2 separate regions of the Homo sapiens genome follow, and region 1 is linked to region 2. The links are chromatin contacts, found by Hi-C or POLR2A ChIA-PET in ENCODE. All regions are on one chromosome and are shown on one strand. Each heading gives the region's core, a stretch centred on a gene start or an enhancer-like site at or near the end of the contact. The rest is flanking DNA. Distances are from core to core; before and after follow the strand shown. Region 1 holds the start of CHMP3 (charged multivesicular body protein 3). Region 2 overlaps REEP1 (receptor accessory protein 1).

Region 1 (4,403 bases), core at 55-2,554, 340 kb after region 2:
AGGGCCTTTAACAACAACAACAACAAATTTACATTAACGCACATTATGTGCCAGGAATTGCAAGATGCATAAGATTAGTTTTTAAAATGTGCCTGCTAGAGCTGAACAGGTAAGATCATTTATTAAAGGATTTCAGGATTTTTTTTTTCCATTATGGACAAGCCTAGGTGTTGCAGAGCAGTGCTTCTCAAAGCACTGATGTGCACACTAATCATTAGGGAGCTTGTCAGAATTCAAAATCTGACTCAGTGGGTCTGGAGTGGTGTCCGAGATTTAACAAGCTCCCAGGTGATGTTGATGCTGCTGGTTGGCATTTGAGTAGCAAAGCTGTGCCGTATTTAAAGAATTAGCCCTAACTACCAATATGAAAACTTTACATCCCTGAATCTTCAATTACTCTGAGGTGACACTACTATTATTCTGGCTTCACAGTCGAGAAGGCACTGAGAAGTGAACTTTCCAGAGATCACAGAGCTGAGATGTGGGAAGGCAGGATTCAAACTTAGGTTGACTGACTGCAGGGCATTTTCAACTGTTTGCCTCCCAATATTATCTCAATTAATAGGTAACGAGAGTTCGAAGCCGGGTCCAGAGCTATCTTCTGTAACATTCTTCTGGGTCGAGTCCCTGCCCCGCTACGGTATGTGCCTAGGGTCAACACAAGGGCTGGGGAAAGAGGAAACTGAGCCTCTTTTTCAACACAACAGGGAGGACGGAGAACAGACGGCTCCTCCGGCAGACGCGACCCGGCCCGCTCCAAACAACGCTTCGGGCAGGAGAAGGTTCTCCGGGTGGTCCGCAGCCGGGCTGGAGGGGTGGGGCCTACGCTGGGAAAAGGTTCCGGGCGGGTCGTACCAACGCGCGCAGGGGGAAGAGGTTTCCGAGGCCAGGACGGTGTCGCTGCCTACGCGCTCAGTGGCGAGGTGGAGAAACTCTTCATCCACCCTCGGCTACCTGTTCGAGAGCCATGGCACCAGGAGCTCTCGCGTCCCACAGCCGACTCCTAAAGACTCTTCCTCCGGCCCCCCTGTCGAGTGGGAGTCCCCGGAAATGGGGGCCGGGCGGTATCGGGCAGGCGGTGGGGAGAAGAGTGTCCTGTCATTTACCAACTTCACTACGCCCCACACAGATCCACCCGCTTATCTGCCGCCGCCGTAGCCCTTACCAGTTCTTTGGGCGGCTTCTCCTGGGTCTTTCCAAACAGCCCCATGACGAACTGAACCCGTCTTGCCCCTTCCGGCTTTCAGTTCCCCGCGCCCAGGCAGGTCACGGGCAGCCGCCTGGGCGGGGCCCGCGGAAAAGGAGGTAGTCCCAACCCCCAGAGTAGGGAGCGGCGGCACTAGGGGATGTTGCGCATGCGCCATACGCCTGCGCAGAATCGAGTGAGTGGGAGACTAGTCAAAAAGGCTGACGTCATCGCACATGTTCTGGTCATGTCTGTGTGGGGGAGACCACGGATTCGGTGCTTTTCGTAAGGTGTAGAAATGATTGCTCTGAAAGATACGAATTTGTTGGCTACAACTGCTTCTAATACTTCACCTAAACCTAGATGTTGCACCAGAAGTCTGGATCTCCACGCAGACGTGTACACTTAGCATCACTTTCCCGACAGCTTCATCTTTGTGTCCAGTAGGCAACTCACAGGTGACAAACCAAAAATAACCTCTTTTTCCTCCCGCCAACCCACTCCTCCCCTCTGCTTGCACCACCATCACCTGGTCACTAAACCCTAGGCATCGTCCTCTCTCCCCTCTTACCAAGTCCCAACCATTCTAACTTCAATATGTCTGAACTTCAACCCTCCCCTTTCCATCCCAACTGCGGTCGTTTTTTTTCAGGCCATCGCCCTTTCCAGCGTGGGCGATTCCTGCCTAGCATTTGTCCATGTGTGTCCCGTCCTACACGCCACACTGACCGTGAGCTTAATCACACTCTCAAAGGAATCTGACTAAAGAGAACTAGACACATTTTAGCACGGACAGTTCCTGATTAGGCCTATACGGTGAGCTGATGGTTACTGTCATTAACTCATCCGAGGATGGTGAAGGGGACCATTTGTTACCTCAGCCCCATACTCCTGTCTCTGGTGGAATCATAAAATGGTTCGGCAGCTTTGAAAACATTTTGACAATTTCTTAAAATGCTAAACAAAGCCAGCCTTCCATTCCTAGCTATTTACCCAAGAGGGAAAAAAGCATATGTTCTTACAAAGACTTGTACACAAATGTTCATAGCAGCTCTATTTGTAATAGCCATAAACTGGAAACAATCCAAATGTCTATCAACAAGTGAATGGATAAACCAGTCGTGATTGATCCATACGAAGGAATAGTACTGAGCAATAAAAAAGTAAACTATTGATAAATGCAACAGCATGGATGAATCTCAAAATAATTCTGCCAAGTGAAAGAAGCCAGAACCGTATGATTCCATTTACATAACATTCTGGAAAATGCAAACTAATACATAGTGACAGAGAGTACATGGGCGGTTGCTAGCGGATAGGAGTGGGGTCAGAAAGAGGCAGAAAAGAGGGATTACAAAGAGACACGAAGTTTAGGGGGATGATGGATAATATCTTGATTGTGATGATGGTTTCACAGATGTATACAATATCAAAACTTACCAGGTTGGACACTAAGTATGTGCGATTTATTTTATGTCCAATCATACTTCAATAAAGTTGTTTTTAAAAAAGCACTGCCTGTTCATTGTGAAAAGTTAAACCCTCATTCTCACTTCCTCAGGGGAAAAGGTCTCAAAGGATTCACACCAACTATTAAATATAGTGTGAATCTTCTGAAACCTTTTCCTTTGGAAAATATACTTTTATTTTTATTTATGTATTTGTTTTTGAGACCGGGTATCACTTTGTCACCCAGGCTGGAGTGCAGTGGCAGGATCTTGCCTCACTGCAGCCTCTACCTCCCAGATTCAAGTGATCCTCCCACCTTAGCCTCCTGAGTAGCTGGGTGTCAGCCACCACGCCCACTGTGTTTTTAATTTTTCTGTAGAGACAAGGGTTAGCCATGTTGCCCAGGCGGGTCTCAAACTCCTGGGCTCAAGCGATCCTCCCACCTCAGCCTCTCAAAGTGTTGGGATTACAGGTGTTAGCCACCTTGCCCGGGCCTATTTTTACTTAGTTGAGATTATATTATATACATTGAGCCACCTCTCCCAGCCCTATTTTTATTTAATTGATATTATGTTATATACGTTGTCCTACAATTTCCTTTTAAACACATTTTATGTAGACTTTCATCAGTGTCAATACCTATGGCAGTCCATAGCAAGAATGTACCATAATTTATTTAACCATTTCCCTATTATATAAGATTGTTTCTAGTTTTTCCCTAGTAAATAATCCTGCAAATATAGGCACAGTTAAAAATTTTAAACTTAATACCAGTATCTTCCATATACATTGCACTATTGTGAACTCCTACCAATAGTGTATACCAGCACTCTTATTCCCTAAATCCATGCTAAAAGTGAATTTTAGCAATATTTAAAATTTTTGCCAATCTAAGGGCATAAAATATTGTTTTTAACTTTAATTTCCCGGACTATTAGTCTGGATAAGCATCTTTTCATATATTTGTTGGTCATTTGAATTTCTTCTGTGACTTGCTTCTTCATAACCCTTGTTCATTTTCCATTTATCTCCCTCCTTCCCTTCCTTATTTCCTTTCTTCCTTCCATTTTAAAGGTGAAGGAGTTCCTTGAAAATGTGGAATTTTTTTAAGTCTCTTTCACCTTTTTTTGAGAATAAACTATAAGCATTTTTTTCAAGTAGGAGGATACTGGATCGCCAATTAGTCAACAGTATTTCTCAAATGCCTACTATATGTCAGGCATTTTATAGGCTTCAGGAAAATGGCAGTGAGCAGAAAAAAATCTCCTACAATCTGATGAGAAGGACAATAGTATTAAACAATGGTTATAGACGAAATTGTATTACTACAAATGTGCAAAATTCTGACTATAAGAAGAAAGTGCTGATCAGTGACTCTTCCCTGAACAGATGACAAATAAGCTGAGACCTGAAGGATGAGCTAGCAGAGAGAGGAAGAGTATCCAGAGTAAAAGAAACAGCATGTGCCAAAGAGCCTTCCCTGTTTCTGGGTGGAGGATTTAGGCCACAGCCATTTCAGATCCTAAAGCTGCAGTTGTTCTAAAGCTGGCCATCAATGGCAGAGAGGCCTGGCAGGGTGTGGAGGAAGGTTTGACTTGGCACATGGCCTCTCAATGTCGTACAGAGCTCATAGGTACTGACAGAGCCCTATCAACACATCAGTGCAGTTCCTCTGCACCGTGCATCTTGCTTCCACACATTTTTTAGGCTCTATCTTTAGAGTAACGTGTACTCTCCATTTGTGTCCTGATACTGCTTTTGCATTGGA
Region 2 (3,836 bases), core at 485-2,984:
TGCAGAAAACAATAGGGAATCAGTTGACAAATGGGGCAGGAACAGAGCAAAGATGGGAAAAGAATGTTCTGGCATCTGAGATGTGCAGCTTAGAATAGAGGCTGCTGCCCCTGGGGCCTCTAAGCTCTGTCACTGCCCTAAAAGGCACTTAGCAGCCTCCGAAATGCCTCCTTTCCCTACCCCCATCATGAATTAAGACCTGAATTTACAACTCCTAGAAAATGTTCCTGTCTGCTGAGGGATCCTGGGGCTCTGCATGGCCCCAGAGGTAATTTGAATCTTCCCAGGCTTTGGCCTGAGTGAGCACCCCTTGTGACAACATTTCAGGGGACCAGGAGGAAAGTGTCCCCGACAACTGTGAAATCCTCTTACTGCTTAAGAGTCAGCCTATAGCCCCAGGTGCAAGACAGACCTCCCCCAACACCATCTGCCACCACTGCACAATCCAGTAGAGACTGTCAGAGCTGGGAGGACCAAGGGACACCTCATGGAGGGGGAGACTGAGGCCTGCAGAGTGCAGGGGCTTTCCCAAGGCCTCAGAGGGAATGGTGTAGGCCAATCATCAAAGGGTTCCTTGCATGCAGACCTGAGAGCCAGGGCACAGGTATTAAGAGGCCCTTGGAGAGGCGGAGGTCCAAGAAAGGAAGGGCTAGGACAACGGCTTCCAGGTCTTGAGGCCACCACCAGGCCTCACCTGCTTCCCGCTGTCCAGCAACCCCCATCCCAGCAGCAACCAACCTGCTCGGGGATAAGGAACCAGAACTTGGACACTGAATCCTGGACACACTCTTATGCACATGCAGCCTTCCAGAACTATTCAGTTCCTACAATCAACCACAGCTCTATTGAAATGCACTGGAAACACTGTGTCTGATCATGAAACCACCAGATGTCATGGCAGGGAAGGGCTTCTGAGAGCAGCACAGAGCAGTGTCAGGGGAAGAATGGAGGACAGGGCAGCCACTCTCCCCGACCCCCAAGTGCCAATCTCCCAGAATTAGAGGCTTTTGGAATGGCTCACAGAATTTGCAGACTCAAAACTACAGTGTGAATAGACAGAAATCCCTGCAATTGCCTGGAGCCACTGGCACCACAGGGTCATTTCCCATGAACTAGTGTGTCCACCAGGCCAGCGTCTAGTGCCCGGTGCTGGAAACAGCTGAACGCAGCCCCTTCATTTCCAACTTGGACCAGGAGGCCCCACAGGGACACAGGGTTAGTCAGAGCTGGGCTGGGACGCTTCTCTCCATCTGCAGCCCTGCTCAGACTCCTCTGTCAGTTCAGTTTGGCCTTATGGCCTCCAGAATCCCCAGCTTTTTTGTTTTTTTAGATGGAGTTTCACTCTTGTTGCCCAGGCTGGAGTGCAATGGCATGATATCGGCTCACCGCAACCTCTGCCTCCCGGATTCAAGCGATTGTCCTGCCTCAGCCTCTCGAGTAGCTGGGATTACAGGCATGTGCCACCTCACCCGGCTAATTTTATATTTTTAGTAGAGATGGGGTTTCTCCATGTTCGTCAGGCTGGTCTCGAACTCCCGACCTCAAGTGATCTGCCTGCCTCGGTCTCCCAAAGTGCTGGGATTACAGGTGTGAGCCACTGCGCCTGTCCTAATCCCCAGCTCTTCTATAAAGGACTTAAAAAGCTGAGCACTGAGAGCCTTAAAAATAAAGCAATGCAGGGAAAACAGGACACGTCACATAATGCAGTTTCCTGTCTTGCTCACTGCCGATGTGGGAGGGGCATGTCATGCCTCCGCGGCACCAGGGCTGGAGCAAAAGCTATATTAGGCACCTTGCGTGCCTTCCTTCCTCCCCTGACACCAGCCAGCAGGCTGCAGGCCAGGCACGGCCCCTCTTGCCTTCCAAGCCTAAGGCAGCTTCTCTATGGGGAGCCAGGCAGTGTGAAAGGGGCACTGGATTAGTCCAGGACCCTCACTAGTCCCTAATGTGTCTACTTAAGGTTAGGCAACTGGAGAAGCAGGTCATGGCAACCACCAGGTGGCTGTGGCTCCAACAAGCCATCACTCACACGCTGGGAGGGCAGCAACAGGAGTCTCTGTCCAGAACCGGGAGACCTCCACTCTCCCTGGGGTCTCCTGGATGCTCCAGGCTATCACCACCACCACCACCACCACCACCACCACCACCACCACCATCATCACCACCACCACCACCACCATCATCATCATCATCATCCTCATCATCCTTCCCAGGATTATTATGGCCCTTTCACAGCCACTTTCACAACAGCACAGTGAGGCCGGGAAGCAGGGATCTCATCTCCGTTTTAAGAGGAGGAACTGAAGCTCACAGCGGTTAGGTGATTCACGCAAAGTTGCACAGCAAGTAAGTGGCAAAGCAGGAACAGGGCTCCCTTGGCTGCCCCAGGACCAGAAACCCCTGGAACTTCAGGACTTCATCATTTCAGAGGACCTTAGTCCTCTGAAGTTCCTGTGTCCTTACCTGGAGCACAAGGAAGTATGACCCTGTTGTGGCTTTTTCTTTTCTTTTTTTTTTTTTTTTTTTGAGACAGGGTCTTGCTCTGTCACCCAGCTTGAGTGCAATGGCACGATCATGGCTCACTGCAACCTTGATTTCCCAGGCTCAAGCAATTCTCCTGCCTCAGCCTCTCAAGTAGTTGGGACTACAGGTGCACACCAGCACACCTGGCTTTTTTTTTTTTTTAATTGTAGAGATTAATTCTTGCTATATTGCCCAGGTTGGTCTCGAACTCCTGGGCTCAAGAAATCCTCCCACTTCTGCCTCCCAAAGTTCTGGGATTACAGGCATGAGCCACCCCGCCCAGTGACCCTGTGGTGGTTTTAAGATATCTCCACACATTCTTTGATACTCCTCCCTTCAAGAGGTGGAGATTAATTCTCCTCCCCTTGAATGTGGGCTGTGCTTAATGACTTGCTTCCAACAAATAGAATAAGGCAGAAGTGATGAGTGTGACTTCAAAACCTAGGACAGAAAAGGTACCCTGGCTTCCTGCCTGCCCTCTATCTCTTGAATGGCTCACTCTAGGCCAGGCCACCTGCCACGTTGTAAGGACTCTTAAGCAGCCTTGGAGAGGCCCAGCCAACAGCCATAAGAGTGCCATCTTGAAAGTGGACCCTCCAGTTTCGTCAAGCCCTCCGATAACTCAGCCCAGGCTGACATCTTGACTGCAGCCTCTTGAGAGACCCTGAGCTAGAACCACCCAGTTAAGCTGCTCCCAGATTTCTAGCCCACAGGAACTGTAAGCTACTGTGTTTGCTGTTATAAAGGGTTAACCTCCTGACCCCTCCCTATGACCATGCAGCTGAAAGGGAGCCCCAGGGTCAGGTGCCCACTCCTGGTTAGAAGCTCTTTCCGAGTGAGAGTCCAGCACGCTGCGGAGAGGCTGGCTGCTTACTCACCTTTCCAGGTCCTGCAGGTGGAGCAGCAGGTACACACTGTGGGAATGGGGTAGGGGCACCATCAGTGACATCCCCCACTGGACAGGAACCAGCCCCGGGCAAACAGGGAGGCCCTGGAGAGGTGTGGGGATCCCAGTGTGTACAATATAGGGATCCCAGGAAGGTGGGTCTCTGTAGAGACACCAAAGTGGGGAAAGAGTCATCTCAGATTCAGTTTCTGCTCAGGTGCAGAAGATACCCTCACCTGGCACACAAAGTCAGTCCTTGCACCCTGCAGCCCTAGGGAAGGCCGGAGACAGAGTCAAAGTTCCCTCTGGAAAATAACTCCAAGCACCCCTGCCCAAAGCCTCCTCCTCTCTTTGCTTTCCAGTTCAGAATGTCCTCCAGGAAACCTCCCCAGACTTACCTCTGAACCCCAAAGTGCTTCGCATCTGG

Evidence for each region. Hi-C counts contacts between places; a loop is a spot of excess contacts on that map. ChIA-PET counts read pairs that join two places held with the same protein, here RNA polymerase II (POLR2A). Pooled maps may share reads with other maps.
Region 1: a loop to region 2 is called in a map of heart left ventricle, with 4 times the contacts of the local background. The contact joins the promoter of CHMP3 here to the enhancer-like site in region 2. A Hi-C loop is called at or near these places in 2 of 168 maps with a recorded cell type or tissue (aorta and heart left ventricle) and 10 of 50 pooled maps. POLR2A ChIA-PET finds 5 or more read pairs at or near these places in 2 of 52 experiments (activated T-cell and naive thymus-derived CD4-positive, alpha-beta T cell).

Annotation. Positions count from the first base shown.
Region 1 is chr2:86,562,139-86,566,541 of GRCh38, forward strand. CHMP3 (charged multivesicular body protein 3) reads right to left here and starts at 1,305. Exons shown (of 6, transcript NM_016079.4): 1 at 1,166-1,305. The coding sequence starts at 1,210. All of the region lies in intron 3 of RNF103-CHMP3 (RNF103-CHMP3 readthrough), which reads right to left. CHMP3-AS1 (CHMP3 and RNF103 antisense RNA 1) reads left to right here. Exons shown (of 6, transcript NR_183901.1): 1 at 1-109; 2 at 708-782; 3 at 1,130-1,261; 4 at 1,550-1,644; 5 at 1,839-2,002. RefSeq lists enhancers at 731-900, 911-1,010, 1,168-1,462, 1,621-1,680.
Region 2 is chr2:86,223,962-86,227,797 of GRCh38, forward strand. REEP1 (receptor accessory protein 1) reads right to left here. Exons shown (of 9, transcript NM_001371279.1): 7 at 3,402-3,437. Among named protein-coding and RNA genes, the nearest start is that of MRPL35, 26 kb to the left of the region's middle. Within about 2 kb of position 1,735, at least 17 of the 41 ENCODE cell types and tissues checked have a DNase peak (open chromatin) inside an H3K27ac peak, as active enhancers do; they include heart left ventricle, where a contact is called at or near this core.